Linked DNA regions of Mus musculus: region 1 is linked to region 2. The links are chromatin loops, found by intact Hi-C in ENCODE. Cell type or tissue: heart. All regions are shown on one strand. Links, peaks and the distances in the headings refer to the core of each region. The heading gives the core; the rest is flanking DNA. Region 1 holds the start of Gm35290 (a long non-coding RNA gene). Region 2 holds the start of Zfp523 (zinc finger protein 523).

Region 1 (8,322 bases), core at 138-8,137, 170 kb before region 2:
TTTCCTGCATTGAGCCAGGCATGTCTCCTTCATCTCTGTATTACTTGGGCAGGCCCCTGAAGGCAGAGATACACACACTCACTCACAGAGTCAGTGAGGACATGTAGCCGGCCACTTGGTGCTGCCTCAGAGTTTTAGGCTTTAAACTTCCTTTTACATCTCTGCTTCTTCCTCCCTTATGGAGAGGTCAGAGGATGAAGAAGATAAGGGATGCTTAGAGGGGCTTTTCATGTTTTGAGTTGTCTCTTTGCTGAACTTTGTGAGGGACGGAGGGGTCGGTCTTACAATGAAGCTGTGGCGGTGGATAGACGATGTTAGCATCTCATCCGAGCTTGGTGCGTCCTGGCATGGACCTAAGCGCTCCCCAACCACAGTTCAGTTCTCTCAGCAATTCCATAAAGTCGTGATAATAATAGGCAGAGATATCGAATAATGTGTGCAGGGTCTCTTTCGTGGTTCTGTGTTATGTTAATTCCTTGTCTCCGAGGCTTTTTATTAACCTGCCCGAACAGAAGGAAACCATCAGGAGGCAGGCACAGCAGTGCATGCGCAACCCCTGCATTCAGGAGTTGGAGGCAGGAGGGTGGTACCTGGGGTATGCGGCAAGACCTGGAGCAGGGAACTAGACATTGAGTAGTTACTTTCCATCTATTAATTTGTGTAGGAGTGTCTTAAATATGTTCCTTTCTTGCTTTTTTTTTAAAAAGACTCTTGCTATGTAGTCTGACTGGCCTGGAATTCAGTCCACCTGCCTCAGAATTGTAATTGAATTATAGATTTGAGCCGTGTGGTGGTTTGAATGAGATGTCCTTCATAGCCTTGGATGATTAAGTACTTGGTCCCAGTTGGTAGCACTGCTTGGGACAATTAGGAGATATGGCCATGTTGAAGGACGTGTGGCCTTCGGGATGAGCTTTGAAAGTTTAAAGATTCACACCATCTTCAGTTCACGCCATCTCCAGTTGACACCATCTCCAGATGACACCACCTCCAGTTCACGCTCATTGCTTCGTGCACATGGTTCACAGCGTGAGTCCCGGATGTTTCCATTAGTTACTTTGGCCATGGTATTTTACTCTAGCAATAGTCAAGTCACGTAAGCTGCCATATCTAGGTTAGGCACAGCTGTGGGGACGAGCAGTGTGTTAGCTAACTGAGATCCCCCACAAGCATAGCAGCAGGCAGCTGTGATCTCAGCACTAAGTGGCAGGATGGCAAGTTAGGAGGTAGCCTGGACTACAGAGTTCTAAGCTAGCCAGGGCTACCTAGCAAGACCCTATCTCAGTACACAAAGAGAGGGACAGACAGACAGACATGCTAAAGTTCTTGTGGTTCAATGGGCTTTTCAGGTATGGATGTCTTTCCTGGGGGAAAAAAATCACATAACTGTGACCATTTGCAAGTTGTACCTTCTGTGACTCACAGAGCTTCCTGCATCTGCAGATCTCCATCCTGCACAGACCCCTACCTCTTCTCTCCTCCCACTGCTTTCCCTGGCATCTCTCTGGTATTGAGCTCTTGGCATCTGCCTCCCTTTCTTCATTGATGGCTGGCATGAATGAGTGGCTGTTTAAAGGCCTCCATTGTCAGCTCCCAGCAAGCAGCCAGAACATTCTCTGACTTGGGTTTTGAGACCTACCAGTCAGGGTGAGCCAAGCAGGCCCAGTTCTGTTGCTTCTCAACTGCCTACAGATGTTAACTAGGAACCTGGGAGCAGATGCAGAGGAGCAAGGGCCTGTGCTCCTGTAACCCAGGCCTCTTCCTGAATGCCTGCAGTTAGTGCAGCTTGGGCAGGAGCTATGGACAGTTGCAGCTTCTGCTGCCGTGAGCCTCTCCTCTTCTCCAGGGACAGCCTGGGCCTCCGTTAGGTGGTCATGTATTACCTTCTCTGTGGACTCAACATACAGGATCACGGGCAGCTTTGTTCTGGCTACCCATTGTCATAGTAGCTATTTGCAGCTGTAAAGTTATGACTTCCTTGGGCTTCAGTTACTCTGACTGGAACTTGCTGTCTCACTGGCGTGGGCTCGCTCTCTCTTTTCGAATGAGTGAAGAACTCATTCAAGTTGTTTATGCCTTGTCCCCTGCGCAGGATCTGTGTTGTAGGGTCAGGATGAGTGAGTTGAGAGTTAAAGTTCCAGAGCACTCAGAGTTCTACTCCTGGCCGTAGTGAGTAAGTTGACTGCCCCACCTCTGCCCTGCAGACCTGCTTAGAGCTGAGTGGTGCGGGGCACCTGGAATGCCCGGTCGTTGGGGTTGTTGGTCAGCAGAGGCTTTCCCAGAAGCAGCAGCGCTGTGAGACACTGCCACCATCCTGTGGTGGTTGCTTTAGCACCTCACGTGGGTGTCATCTCACACCCCTTCTTCCCAGCTGCCCATTGCATGGTGCACTGGGCCTCCGTAAGGACCTTGTTGCTGCTAGCGTATTAGCAAGAAAGTGCTGAGAGGGTTGCATCTGGAACCGGGGTTCTCCTCACTGCCATGACAGAAAAGGGGTGTTGTGCAGTCCAGCCTGCTGTTTTAGATGGAGATGTTCAGCAAGGTGATCTGTCACCACAGCCAAGGCCACACAGCTAGAGAGGAGCAAAGCCAGCATCCCGTCCTGTGAAAGTTTGCCCAGCCACCTTGGGCAGAGCACACCATTCCAGAGCCACAGATGGCTCCTCTGTGGAAGCGCTGGACCCACACACTCAGTTCTGCAGAGCTCCAGCCTCGTGAACAGTTCCTGGGCCGTTTGGATGGATCAGGGAGTTTGATTCCATGCATGCAGAGTAGCTACCACCTACAGAGACGAGATGCCTGCACATTAGCTTTGGGATGGGACCTGCTGCCAGGTCTGGTGTTTGCCTCTGTGGATGGCACTAGGGTAAATCCATACAAGGACTAAGTTCCCATGGGGTGTCCCAGGGGGGTACTGGTGGGAGAAATGGACTTGGCCAATTATTTATGCTCCTTCAGAGCAGAAGGTTTTGAAAGTGTGGTAGTAGCTAGCCTCAGGAACTAGCAGTGTCCGATTTCTAGAGTATAAGAAAGGTTTCTAGAGAGCAGCAGCTGTCTCCTGGCTTGACAAACTAGCCTGTTTCCTTTTCCAGTGGATCAGCTAAGGTTAAACTTAAACAAATAAGAGCAGCTGGGAGCTTTGGCAGTTAGGCGCACACATTCTCAAAAAAAGAAAAAAAAAAAAAAAGGAAAAGTCTGTTGTCTGTTCCTGCGGAAGGACGGACAGCCGGGCTAGGCGTGGATGTGGATCTGAGTGGCCCGGAGGAGAAAGGAAGCCGTTACTCGCTTGCGGTTTTGTTTTGCACTTTCAGTTAAGGAACTCCAGAAGTCGCAGGTTGCAGTCATGACCTCCCTTTTCCCCTAGTTGCTGCTTGCCAGAGGAAGGGCGGGCGGGCAGGCGGGCGGGCGGGCGGCTCTGAATAACACTGAGCCTTTATGGGAATGTATCCAGAGTCCCGGGAGTCACTCTCACTGGTCCTTACCCCGTCCTTACCGTGTCCTTTCTGTCTGTAGCTCGTGCTTCTCCCCGCCTTATATAGCAAGGTCTGGTCGTTCACGTTAACAGAGATCTAACAAGAGGGATGGCTGCCAGGCAGCGTTAAGCAGGCCAGCGTTTGGAATTTCATAAGCGCTCAACTTTGGGTACAGATTGAACGTGAACAGTATGAGGCTGCTTTTCTCCCTGCTCTCTCCTCTCGCTCTCCTCAGCCCGGCTAGCCTCTCTCTGCCTGAACTCTGCTCTACCACCAAGTGAGTGCTTCATAGGACCTCTGTTGATTTTTGCTACGTTTAATTTTTTATTTCTCTTTGTCCACTCCAAGACCACAGGCAGAGCGGCAGCGGCCGGAGCCAGGACTCTGTGGAGGGGCAGGACGGGCAGGTCCCAGAGCAGTTCTCAGGTCTCCTCCACGGCTCCTCCCCAGTGTGTGAGGTGGGGCAGGACCCTTTCCAGCTGCTCACGGCCCCCAGCCAGAGCCACCCGGAGTCCTCCCAGCAGGACGCCTGCCACGAGGCCAGCATGCAGCTAGAGGAGCCAGGCGTGCAAGGCACTGAACCCCCGCAGCCCGGCGTCCCTGACCAAAGCAAGAGAGTGGGCTTGCCGGCAGGCCTGACAGCCCTGGCCAGCAGAACATACCTCGATGCATTGACTCACACAGTACCTCTGCGCCCTGCTGGTGCCGAGGAAGAAGACCAGAGCGGGCCCAGAAGCAGAGCCCCTCCCACCAGCAAGCCCAAAGCTGAGCTCAAACTCAGCCGCAGTTTGTCTAAGTCTGACTCTGACCTCCTGACCTGCTCCCCCACGGAGGACGCCACAATGGGGAGTCGCAGCGAGTCCTTGTCCAACTGCAGCATCGGGAAGAAGAGGTTGGAGAAATCACCTTCCTTTGCCTCAGAGTGGGATGAGGTAAGTCTGTCATGACCTCAGAGAGCTCGTGCCTAGCCAGTCCTGTCTGTAGCCCATCCTGACTCCCCAGGTGCTGGCTTCTGGGACTAGGATCTGGACCGGAGCTGTCCCATCCTGAGCACTGTGCCGAAAAGAGAGCCCACAACCCAGAGGGCAGGTCCCCGAAGAGTTAAGCCGAGGGCGGAGGCCCAGCAGAGCGGGCCTGCGGGAGGGATGGTTCCTAGAAATGACATGTGTTTGGAAACATTTGGAACCCATCTGCCTGGAGTGGCTTCAGAACAGCCATGGCACTTCTTGTGAGCCCTTGCAGAGGCAGAGGGAAGCCAGGCTTAGCAGGGCAGCAGGTGGGCCAGGGTGGGAGTGCTGGGGAGGAGGGGCACCTTCCAGGGGAAGGCTTCTATTCTGAGTTCCTCCTGGCTATTCTTGCCATGTTCTTGAGACCCAGAAGCCTCTCCCAGCAGATGGGTGCGCCCGTCCTGCATTCCCGGCTTGGTGAGGCAGAGGCTTAGCAGACTCAAGATGGGAAGGCTGGTGTGAAGAGAGTGTTTTCAGTGTGAGACCTAGCGTTCTCCTCAACCACTCTTACTGACTGTTTGGAGGTATAACCGGACTATTTTCCCGGGGACCTTTGGAGTGTCTTAGTGGGCAGAAGAACCTGTGTCTGAAGGATCGCCAAGTACCCCGGGATGTTATAGTGCCGCCTCATAAGCGGCTGCCTGCCTTTGAAGTGGACTCAGTCTGTCTCCCAGGGACAATCTGGAGATGCAGTTAGCTCTCTAACAAGAGGGAACAGTACAGCCGCCCTGTGCATGTGAACACTCTCTAACCATTATCCCCAACCAGACTGCTGAGGCTGCTGCTGCAGAGACAGGGTGGGACAGTTCCTCCTGCCCCTATCTCTGGATAAGACCAGGCTCAGGACTGTTTAGGTAGACACAGGAATCCCTGGGCAAAAGATGTTTCATTGCTTAGTCAAAGCCTTGGTGGCCTGTTCCGGAGTGGTGCCAGGCACTGTGTGAAATTGCTCCTGGGTCCCCCAGCAGACTGCACTGCAGTATGTGGGTGTGTATGTCTCCCCCATAACAGCGTTAGGTTAGCACAGGAGTGGAGTGCAGACACAGTCAGGAGCAGTAAAGGGGGCAGACAGAGGCACACCGCTGGAGAGTTTCCAGAAAGACCACGGAAAAGTGGAAGGAGACTGGAATTAAGGAGCTAATAACTCCTCTGGGTCAAGCCCGGTTGGGGCTAACACAGTGAATAGACACCATCAACAGATAGCTGTAGGGGCTGGGGAAGGGGGGTTTTGGGTTCCTAGAGTGTATACATGTAGACGGGTGGTAAAAAGACAGGGTAGGAAATGGACTTGGGAGCAAACAGAGAGAAGCCTTGGAGTGGGCCCAAGAGCTGGGAACCACAACAAGACAGCATTTCAGAACTGCTATGACGTGTCAGAGGGCAGCTGGGCTGGTGCTTGGGTGTCCTTGTCCTAAGATGTCCCCAATGCTGGGCACACTCGCTCAGGCATGGCACTGCCAGGCGGCTGTACGTATTCTCACCTTGTATTTCCTCCTGGAGAATGATCCAGATCTGCATGCCAGTACCCAGCCTGAGCGAAGTGGGCCACTTAGACCCATGCACAGTGTTCTCTGCCTCAAAACGTGATGTGGCTCATGGGCTGTAACCACCTTTGCACATACATGAATGCATGCATTTGTGCATACACACGCGCACACACATACATGCACACTTTTTTCCAATATGGGGTTCCAATCTTTGGCATAGGCTGGCCTCACATTTAAGATTTGCCTGCCTGCCATGGCTGTGGAGTTCGGGGATCATGGGTGTGAGGCACCACACTGCACTCTGGACTTTTGTGGTAGCATTGGAAGCTTTGCTGTATTGTACAGGTTGTTCGGTTTGTTTGGTGGTTTGGTTTGGTTTGGTTTGGTTTGGTTTGGTTTGGTTTGGTTTGGTTTGGTTTGTTTGTTGGCCTCATCTGTAGCCCAGGATGGCCTTGAACTTGGGATTCCTAGGACTGTAGATCTGCTCTGCCATGCCAGGTTACACTGCTGGACTTTAAATCTGAAAAGGGGCAAAGACGGTTGAGCCATTATTGGAAAGAATTCATATGTTTGAGCCTCACTTACAAAGTGAGATTGTGCTGGGGGTAGTCCTGTGACCGGTGTGTGCTGTGCTGGGGATCACAGCACGTGCAGGGCAGAAGCTAGAGCCTGACCAACTCCTGTCTGAGGCCTGGGAGGGAGGGAGGAAAAGGCCATGGGCAGCTGCAACTGCAGCACAGTGCTGGTCTAGAAGGCAGGGCAACGTGGACACAGTTTGGGCCTCTGCAAATCTGGCTCTAAGGCCACCGTTCACTACACTCACACGTTCTCAGGGGCCTCGCCCTTTGTTATGAAGCAGGCCCAAGTAGGGACATGTATAAGTGTCTGTTACGATTCCTGGTGGGCCCAGGAGTAGCAGCTACATGGCAGACTCTGTTATCACTTGCCTGGAGCTTTGGAGAAATGACTGAACTTAGACTGTCCTCAGACCTTAGGAAAGGCAGCAGTGGTGGCAGGTGACCCTCAGGTTGGTGGCCAAGTGCCTGGGGAGTAGTGGAGCTCAAGCCCTTCACACAACTGCCTTCCCCCATGGCTCCTCCCATCACAGACAGAGGAGGTGTGCATGGGCCAGCCTCCTGGATTTACCACATGCCTCTTAGGAACTGTGGCCAGCAAGGCTGGGGGGTTGGTGGCTGAGAGGGTGTCAGGGAGCATGCTCAGTTCATAGGTTTGGGGTTACGCTGCTTACTGCTGGGAAACAGCCTTTGGTGAACTTCACTGGGCAAGATGACTTCCTCACACTGCGTGATGAAGGTCTACCTCCAAAAGAGTGTCCATCAGCGACACCGGCCTTTTCCTCGTGCTCCGTGAGCGTCTCGCTAACCCAGGAGTGATGGAGCTTACTTCCTAACCAGCTTCCCAAGGGGGGCTCTGACACCAGACTTCAGGGTTCCTGGGTCCTTGAGTGAGGTCAGAGCATGTTGTCCTGACCCCTGAGAAGCTCCAGGTATCAAAGACGGGAAGCCACATGCGCCTCCCACACAGATAACCTGTGTGGGTAGTTGTTGCATGGCTGGGTTGGGTTGTATGCTTACTGATTTATAACTTTTCTCACCTAGTAACTGCACACTGTCGATAGCTTTCTATGGCAGGTGGGCTTTGGAGCTGGCACTCTGTATCACCCTTGCTCTTCCTTGTGTGCATGTCACCGGCAATGTACCCCAGGACCCCTGACTGGTCTCAGTGCCCTTGGATCTGAAGGCTCCATGCTATGCTGTGTGGCTCCCTGGGCATCACTGGAGTTCCTAGACACTGAAGGAACCATGTTCCTCCTATTTTTCAAGTCCGTTCCCTTCCTTCAACCTTTGTTAACCTGTCCTATGCTCTGCATTGACAGTCCCAGGGAGAGCTGGGCTTTCTGCATCCCTCAGTTAAAGGCCACCACTCCTCTAGGGCCTTTGCCAGCAGCAGTCCTGCCCAGGTTCCAGCCCTCATTTATCCTCCAGCATGGGTTCCCAATTGTGAGTTGACCCTGCAGCCTACCTTCCACTGAGAAGCCTAAAATTCACTGTTTGCATAAGTAAATGCTGGCTCATTTTGTGTGTGTCATTTGGTAGCCCATGCTGGCCTTGAACTCATAATAGTCCTCTTGCCCCAGGCTGTGACATCGCCACTGTACCCAGGATTAGTGTCATTATCGAGTCTTCTTCAGTCAAGTGTGAGATCTTCCTCAAGCAGGGACCTCATTTGTGTCACCCCTAAGCAAATGTGATGCTTTGTGCTGGAGCAGAGAAGATGTTCTAGCAAACTCCCCTTTGCTGGCAATACTTGGGTGTTCTGTGTGCTGGGGTAGGG
Region 2 (8,322 bases), core at 24-8,023:
TCTGCAGCCAGCCTGGAGCTACCTACCTCTAGCCTCGGGCTGTGGGCAGCAGGAGGAACAAGTGTGAGTGCCCTTGGCAAGCCGCCTGTCCACCCTCTCCACATCTGAGAAGTGCAATCATTTTGAGTCTTTCTATGTCGTCTAGAGGGAGGGGGGATTGTTTTTTTGTTTGTTTCTTTTTCCTCTCAGAATAACCCTATTTATAGCTGCCTAGGAGAGAGGGGTGTGCTGAGGCTGGAGAAACAGCAGTCTGTCTGTCGGGAGCCTTAAGTGCCGGAGCGGCTCATATGTCTCAGTCCTCCCTGAGGCCACACAGAACTTCAGAGCCCTCAGCAGCGCAGAGCTAGGGCTATCCCTCAGAGGTGCCCCAAGCACAGGAGACTAGCTCTGGTAACTTGATGAAGCAGGAGGAGGAGGCTTCCTGACTGAGCTGATCCTGCCTGCCTTGTGTCTCTCTGTGGATTCATGGTAACAGAAGCAGATGGACTTGGTCAGAATCTTGTGCGAGTAGGGACAACCTGTCTTTCCCTATCTTCATGCTCTCCCCTGACACGGCATGGGAGGGGATCGGGATAAACTCTATGGATGGCCAGCGCAGGCTCCCAAGACAGCCAGAGAGGGCTGGAGCAGCCTGGAATTGGACAGTTCTCCGTGTATGAAGCGGGGGAAGGACAGGAACCAGACGTGTGCCTGAGACCTGCCACCTGCCTCTTGGAGCTGACTTCAAGCCTGATTCAACTACTGTCTTTCAAAAGAAGAATGGTGTCTGTGCCTGAGCCCGGGCTCTGCATATGCTCCACCCTTAACCTAGATGCTGCCTGTAAAGTCTCCAATTGTTCCTTCTTGTTCCCCGAGGCTTAGTCCTGGACATCCACCAATGACTCCTCAGGTCCAACTTTAGGTAACTGCCAAGAGATTCAACTATCAAATAGTCTGATCCCCACACACACCAGCCAGCAGCAGGCGAAGCTCGCTTCCTGGATGCCTTAGCCAACACGGTGGGGGTGAGGGTCGGGTGGGGTCAGAGAGCTATTGCAAAGCTGTTGAATGGTTTCATGCAAGAGGGGCGAATGGGCATTTAGTGGGTCCCCAGAAGTGCCATAGAACAGCCTGAGTCACGAGTCCTTTCTCCCTAACATTTTGCCAGCTCCTGGAAAGCCACAAAGTGAGAGTGCCTCCCAATGTATGCCTTTAGGGCGTGGCTTCTCCGCACTCCCCCACCCCACCCCCCAACCCCCATCTCACCATACATACACGGACACTTCCTCTAATCATTTGTTCTATGGCTGATGGGGCAGCACATGAGATCTATCGTACGGAGAGAGTAGGCCACTAGACTTAGCTGATATCAAGATGGATGGAGGAGATCAAGCAAGGGCTTTCTACTGCCAACCAAGTTGGCAGCAAGGAATCCAGGCAGAGCTGTTACGAACTTACAGGGGATATTGGCCCTGAGCGCCTCACTCTGGGAGCTGAGTGGGCTGAAGGAGGAGTTAAGAACTCAGGGACTTTCTAGGACTGCACAGGTTAGACAAAAGAGGTTTCCAGGAGAAGGGGGGATGGGAAGATGGTGTGAACAGGAACCCTTCGTGAGCTGACCTAGAAGCTTCTCTGTGGGCTATGGTGCTTACGAGGTCATGTAACCCCGGCGCCTCATCCATCCCAGTGCAAGACCTGCTGTGAACTGAGTCCCAGCGTGGGAAGCCATTTCCACATGTGCTCCAAGCACGGAGTGACAAATGTCAAGCAGGCCCTGATATCCTCAGCAGCACCTCGGTGCCTCTTTAGCCTCTGCCTCTATTTGTGTCATTGACCCAGCCAGTCCCCAAGCCTGAGGTAATTAGGAGAAAGCCGACCAGAGCCTGGACGTTAGCTGCCCACCCTGTGCCTTCAGTGATCCTTCGAGGACTGCCACTGGCCTCACTACGGTCATTTCCATGTGGAGGTGCCGATGGAGAAGATGGTACAGTCTGGGCTCTGGCTCCTAGGAGTCTCTGTGAATCTGCGAAGTGTTCTCCATGAGCGCGCCTGAGGTGACTTAAATGGATTAGGAAGTCCTATCTCAGTGTGTAAGAGAAAGCGACAGCACATTGAAGGGCCTGTATCTGCTGCTGAGCTCCAGAGCAGGGGAGCAGAGGCCAAATGTAACTGACCCCAAGCAGGACATGGTGCCCCGCCTGGTTCCTTTCCTAAGCAGACTCCACGAAGGAACCCTTTCTGTCGGCCCTGTCTCAAAGCTGGTGCACTCTGTCTTTCCGCTATTATTCGGACTGAGAACCCGAAGGACCAGAGGCCCCGTTCTGCGATCAGCTTACCAAGACTAAACAATGGCAGCAGTAGTTTGGACAAGCTCAAAATCTTGTTCTATGTGAGTCGGACTTTCAGAGAGTAATTATCATGTGGACGGCTTTTTTTTTCTTTTTAACGCAGAAGAATATCTTAAAATACTATATTTATATCTGCCTTCCACTGCCTCTCATACAGCAAGCATCTCAGTTGACAATAGGCAGCAGCAATGTGGTACACAGAGTATTTTGCACTTGGGGAAAAATATGTATCTGAAAACTTGTAAAAAGGAATGTTTGGATTTTGTATTGTCTTTTTTATATTATTAAAATACTAAATGAAACTCCGAGGTCTAGCAAGCATCCTTTCCTCTACCTCAAAGGCTTGTCCTATAGCTGGGGGCCCGGGGGGGGGATCTTAAACACTCAAAGGTCTCTTCTTCTCACTGCCGGACAGGCCTGGCTCCCCCCTCCCACAGCTCAGCTTATTCCTAATGATTTTAATATCTGGAAATTCATGTCTCTGTCTACGTTTAAAAGCAACGTTGGAGACTTCCCCTCGCTGAGCATGACAGCTTAGGTCTTTAATCCCAGTATTAAAGAAGCAGAAGCAGGAGTTTCCAGACCTGCGAGGGAGGCAGAACCAGCACCAAGGTCACCGCACCCCAGCAATGGAGAGCTGTCATCCGACATCCCCCCCTCTGATCTTTACTCGTAGCTCAGCAGCAGAGCGCCATGCCTAGCATGCCCGGGCCCTTGCATCTCATTCCTGGTACCAAGAGAATAAAATTCTACTCCACAACAGCTTCCTCACCAATCTTTCGGACCTGGAATGTTTTAGAACCGTTGCTTTGGCTGGGTATAGTGACTCACGCCTTTGATCCTAGCACTTGGGGAGGGAGAGGCAGGCAGATGTGTGAGTTTGAGGCCAGCCTGGTCTACCTAGACTAAGATGCAGGCCAGCCAAGGCCACGTGGTGGGATGACAACTTTTATCTCTTCCTTCAGACAAATGGTTTCTGTGTAATGGAGAGGAAACGAACCGAATACCATCTGCAAGGAAGAGCTATCTGCCCATATGGTAAAGGGTGGTGGCGCTGAGCAGACATCCAGGTCACTCGGAATTCTAGTATTTTCAACTCACCAGAAAACTAAAAGTGATCCTGAACTTTTTCATTGAGTATGTGTGTGCATTTGTGAGTGTATATAAGCAAGCACTGTCTGTGTGTGTGTGTGTGTAAGCATGCTACCATGTGTCTTTGGAGTTCAGAGGACAACTGGGGGAAACAGGTTCTCTTTTCCCACCATATGGGTTCCAAGGATCAAACTCTTGCCAGCCCTGATGGTGAACTCTTGACCCTCCTGGTTTCACCTCCCCAGTGCAGGGGATTACAGTTGTACACCACCGTGTCTGGCTTTCTTGCTGTATTTCTAACCAATAATCCGTGCTATAAAACCCTGGAAAGATCCCATGTGTGTCGTGCTAGGATGGCAGAGCTGGCTCTAACTGGGTATATACTAGGGCACCAGGTGGAAATTCCAGTACCACACTGGGACCTCGGGGTTAACATGCCCGTGCCAAGGCTCCTCCCCCTTCATCTTCTTATTTTTAATTGGAAGCTTATTTTCTCTCAATTTCTGAAAATATCCTGAACCACAATTCCTCCCTGCTTGGAAGAGAGATAATAAAAAGAACTTTTAAAGTTAGGTGTCAGGTGTAAAGATGAGGCAGGAGGATCACAAGTTCAAGGCCACCTTGGGATCCACAGTTTGAGTCCAAAAAAAGGACAAAACTATGGAAAAACAGAGAAGAAAGGGGGCACTTGGTTTTGTTCCTCACACTGCTACCCTATCAAGGGGACCTGTTGGTTTTGGGGAGCTGATGGAGGAATGAATGAACGCCCAAGAACCTGAGAAGACTCTCGGGGCGTTGTCCCTCAGGGGTCGACCATCAGAGTGTCATTTCTCAGGGAAGGCAGTAGAAGGAAGCAAGTGTTGTCAGGGAACCTTCCTTCAGAGAGAATCATCCCTCAGGAAGATGAGTCGAGCAGAGGGGAACGTCAGGGCCCTTCCTCAGGGGACAGGATGGGTGCACCATCCCTCATAAACACTCACGTTCCCCAGGGCATATGGGAAAAGCCAGTACTGCAGGGAGAATTGTCCCGCAGGAAGGACTGTCAGGGCTCCATCCTTCATAATGCTGTCCCCCCACCCCCACCCCTCGGGCATCTTCCCACAAAGTGCAGGAAGGATTGTCCCTCGGGGTGCAGTCCATGCAGAAGGACCATCTCTCACGGAGACTGTCCACAGGGAGGACCGTCCCTAAGTCCCTCAGGGTGCTGAGCCCCAGTTCACCTTCTGACAGAGCGGGAGAGAAGCGTCCCTTAGGGTGAAGTCCCAGGGGGAGGACCATCCAGCAGAGATGACTGTCGGGACGCCATCCCTTGGGGCGCCGTTGCACAGGGCGCTGGGAGGACTGTCCCTCGGAGTCCCATCCCCTCCAGGCGTCTGGTCACCGTCCTCTGCAGGAACCACCTAGAGATACCTGCAATGGCTTCCTCCCGAGCAGCCCACCGCCGCTCGATTTTTTCCCCCGTTGCTATGGCGACCGCGGCTTCCACCCGGCGTCGTGACGTCATCACGCCCTCCCCGGGCGCCCGGGCTGGCGAGGCCGCGTCACCCGGCGGCCAGCGGAGAGAAGAGCGAGGCGGAGCTCCGAGGCTCGCCTGAGGAGACTCGGCGGCCTGGGCTCCGGGGCCCGGGAACCGGGATAAGCAGGCCGGCCGCCGCGGCGGAGGGGGGCGGGCTGGAGCGTGGCCCCGCGCTGGTCATCCGGGTTCCGGGGCCCGGCGGAGGCCGCGCCGGGAGCGAGAGGGAAGTGCGGCCGCCCTGGAACCTGGATATCGCGCGAGGCAAGCCGCGCGCGGGCGGGCTATGGCGCAGGCGGGTTGCGGGGCCGGCGCTGGTGGCAGGGCCCGGTGCATGGTGGTCTGTCGGCGGAGTCGCCCTCGGGGGCTGTCAGGTTGGTGGCCGCGGGAAGAGTGGGTCCACCGTGCCCCGAGGCGGGAGGCTGGGCGAACGCGGGGCCCCGGGAAGGTCCGGAGCCCGTCGTGCCCACCCTCCTCGGTCCCTGGCCTGGCGGCTGGGCCTCCCTGGACGGCGGCCTGGCCCCACCCCCACCCAGGGTCCCTGCCCCTCCATCCCGCCCTGAGACTCCTCCCCCAGGACTCCCAAACCCCGCCCTCCTCCTCCTCCTTGACCCCATACACACACTCCTGACCCCCAGACCTCACAAGGCGACCCCCAATTCATTGAGTGCTAACCCCAGCCCTGCTTCTGGACCCTCCAGTCTCAGTGCTGATACAATCATTACATGGCTTCCAAGAGGCCCGTAGTCCCTAGTGACCCCCTAGACTACCCTCTGTGGGCACCCCTTAGTCCTCTCCTGGCTTCTGCAAACCAGACTCGGGCTGTTTCCCACCCACTCATCCACATAACTCGTGATCTTCGCCCCGTAACACCATGATCATCTCACCCTCCTGACATCCCTCTTTAACCCCCCCCCCCGCCCCCAGCCTCCAGTGTCAATCAGCACATACATAACTTATGCCCACTGCCATGCCACCGTTGTGGTGATCAAGAGTAAATGGAAATGAAGTATCATTTGAGGCAGGAAAGGATTCTAGATTGAGTGTGTGGTTCAAGTTCAAATTCTATCATGTTGAGCTTTGGAAACCTTGGTGGAGGTCCTTTCCTTACGGTGGACTTGAGTTTCTGATCAGAACTGTGATGAGATTGAGTTTGGTGATTCCCCAATGTTTCTTTCTATTAAAATTCTGCAATTCTTAGTCAAGACAAAAATAGCGAACTTTTTTCTACGCTGCCTCAGAAATGTAGTCCTTGTAACCTCACCCTCCCACCCCCACTCCCAACCTGGGTCTACTGGCTTTACCGAACAGTATTTCTTCATTCCTGTGATTGTCTACACTCTGCCCCCTCAATTGGACTCTATCAGTTTGTAAAGCCGTGCAGCACAGAGCTTCCCACTGAGTTGACATCATGAGCTTGGCCCTTCAGCTGGGGAACTTTTGGCAAAGCATTTAAAGCCTGAGGTAACAGGTGCAGAACATTCAGGACCCTTCTGCCTCACAGGAAACCTTTACCTTTATGGTAGAACAGTTGTTTTTAGTGAAGGTCTAACTACTGGGTGCTGGAGATGCCACAGACACCAAGCATATGGCCCACGCCAGTCACTACTGCTGCCATCTTGGAATCCCTGTCCCCATCTCTGATGAGTGCCTTACCTCTCACTTGGACCTTTTTCACAGCCCCTTAGTAATGATCCCCCTGCCCCAGAAACTACTGTATGGCAAACTTTATTTATATAGATTAACTAGACCTCTCACAGGCCAGACCTATTAGCTCTTTCTGTCACCACTCCCTCCCTGCCTTTTCCTGAGAGTTGCTTTAAATAAAGGAATCTGGAATTGATACATTTGAACTGACCATGCTAGAAAACCCACCCACTCGGTTGTCTCTCATATCCTGACTTCCTGGTTTTCCAAATTCTCCTCAGGCCCTTGCTCCTTGCTTTCCAGGAATTCTTAAATTCAACCTTCGCCCATCTAATCACCCTCAAGGGCTTCTTCTCCTTGTCCCATGACTAAGTAACTTTTCTCACCCTCTTCATGACCCTTGACCTCTTATCCCCCCAAGACCCCTTGCACCTTATGTGGAAAGGACACCACACCCTTCTTTAAAACCCCTATCTGAGGCTCCTGTAACAAAGGGCAGATTAACAGGCGAAAAGCATCGCAGTTTATTTAGTTTAACTTACTCGATGCGAAGCTTTCAGTTAAGGAGGTGAAGACCTGAAGATTAGACCCATGCATTTTTATTCTAGGCTCGGTGAAGATGGAAAATATAAGACCAAGAAAATGCAGTAAATGGGGGAGGGGGTGTAACATATCAAGCCCCAAATGTTCAGGTTCTTGCCCATGACCCACATCCTTAAAAGGGTGCTTTTTTTCCCTCTTATGTTGGGTACGGGAAGGCACAGAGGATCTTAGGACCTGCTTCAGAGGAGAAGATAAGAGAGACCTTGCTTCTCACGTCCTCAGATTGCCAGCGTTTCTGAACCAAGTTAACCCTATCGGCTGTCCTGCTAATCCAGCGCTGTACCACTAAACGGTATCCCTGTGTCTGCCCTTGGCCTCGGAGGCTCCCACTCAGTGATGTCCCTGACATCAGTCACCCTTAATCCGTTCCTGGTGCATATGCCTGGGGAATCTATGTGTCCCCGTGCTGTGGGAAACCTGCTTTCAGCCAGCAGCAGTCTTGCTCCTCCCCTAACTTTTGCCATCCTCAGCCACATCCCGATCTCTGAAACCTCTAATTAGCGCTGCTAGTGACCTTACCATTTGCCTAGCTTCTGAGAAATGAGTCGCTTCTGCCCCAGCACGGTCCCACCCTTCATGCACCTGCACACTAGCCCATTCAGGGATCCCACCTTTGTGCCCACGCCCCTGCTCAGATCCTGCGTCTCCCCCACCCCACTCCCTGCTTCCTTTTCATCAAGTATTCCTTACCCCTCTTCCTCACAGGGCCCCTGCTTCCTCCTCCCTGTTCCTGTCAGTAAGTGTCCTTACCTCACGGATCTTGACAAACTTGACTGTACTGTGCCTCTGCTTCCTTTCCAGTTCTGCTCTTGAAATGTCCATGGCTTTTGGATTCTGAGACCCCTACTTTCAGTTGTGTAGGAGAGGCACCCCAAACTTCTGGTTTGTCCCAAGAACCGTGCTCCAGGAACGTCTGATGGATTCAGATGCTAGAGACCCAGGAGTCTCTCTGTCTTTAGGTAGCAAGGAGAGAGCCCTTGGAAGGCCTTTAGGACTGATGTGGCTGTGTCTCCCGAACACACTCTTGTTCCCAGCCTCTTTCTGAGGCCACTGCAGATCCTCTGAGGCTAGAGTGTGCTGTCACACCCCCACTGGCACTGAATTAGTCCTATTGTTTTCTGAGCCCTTGGCTCCCCTCCC

What was found. Peaks named below come from ENCODE experiments on the same cell type or tissue, not always from the same donor. Only the 100,000 strongest peaks of a DNase experiment are listed, where the experiment ranks them.
Region 1: it touches region 2 in a loop (2.6-fold over the local background); 6 of 42 quality-filtered maps call a loop at or near these places.

The regions. Positions count from the first base shown.
Region 1 is chr17:28,004,028-28,012,349 of GRCm38, forward strand. It overlaps Anks1 (ankyrin repeat and SAM domain containing 1), which reads left to right. Exons shown (of 25, transcript NM_181413.4): 12 at 3,822-4,405. Gm35290 (a long non-coding RNA gene) reads right to left here and starts at 3,253. Exons shown (of 2, transcript XR_003952249.1): 1 at 1-3,253. In heart, for the core only: CTCF peaks have their summits at 2,318 and 4,156; DNase peaks (open chromatin) are centred at 2,784, 3,364, 4,434, 5,854 and 5 weaker places; H3K4me3 peaks cover 1,748 bases; H3K27ac peaks cover 4,638 bases.
Region 2 is chr17:28,172,220-28,180,541 of GRCm38, forward strand. It overlaps Scube3 (signal peptide, CUB domain, EGF-like 3), which reads left to right. Exons shown (of 22, transcript NM_001004366.2): 22 at 1-2,626. Zfp523 (zinc finger protein 523) reads left to right here and starts at 4,977. Exons shown (of 14, transcript NM_001357995.1): 1 at 4,977-5,306. In heart, for the core only: no CTCF peak of the experiment used is centred there; DNase peaks (open chromatin) are centred at 5,022 and 5,532; H3K4me3 peaks cover 2,617 bases; H3K27ac peaks cover 3,511 bases.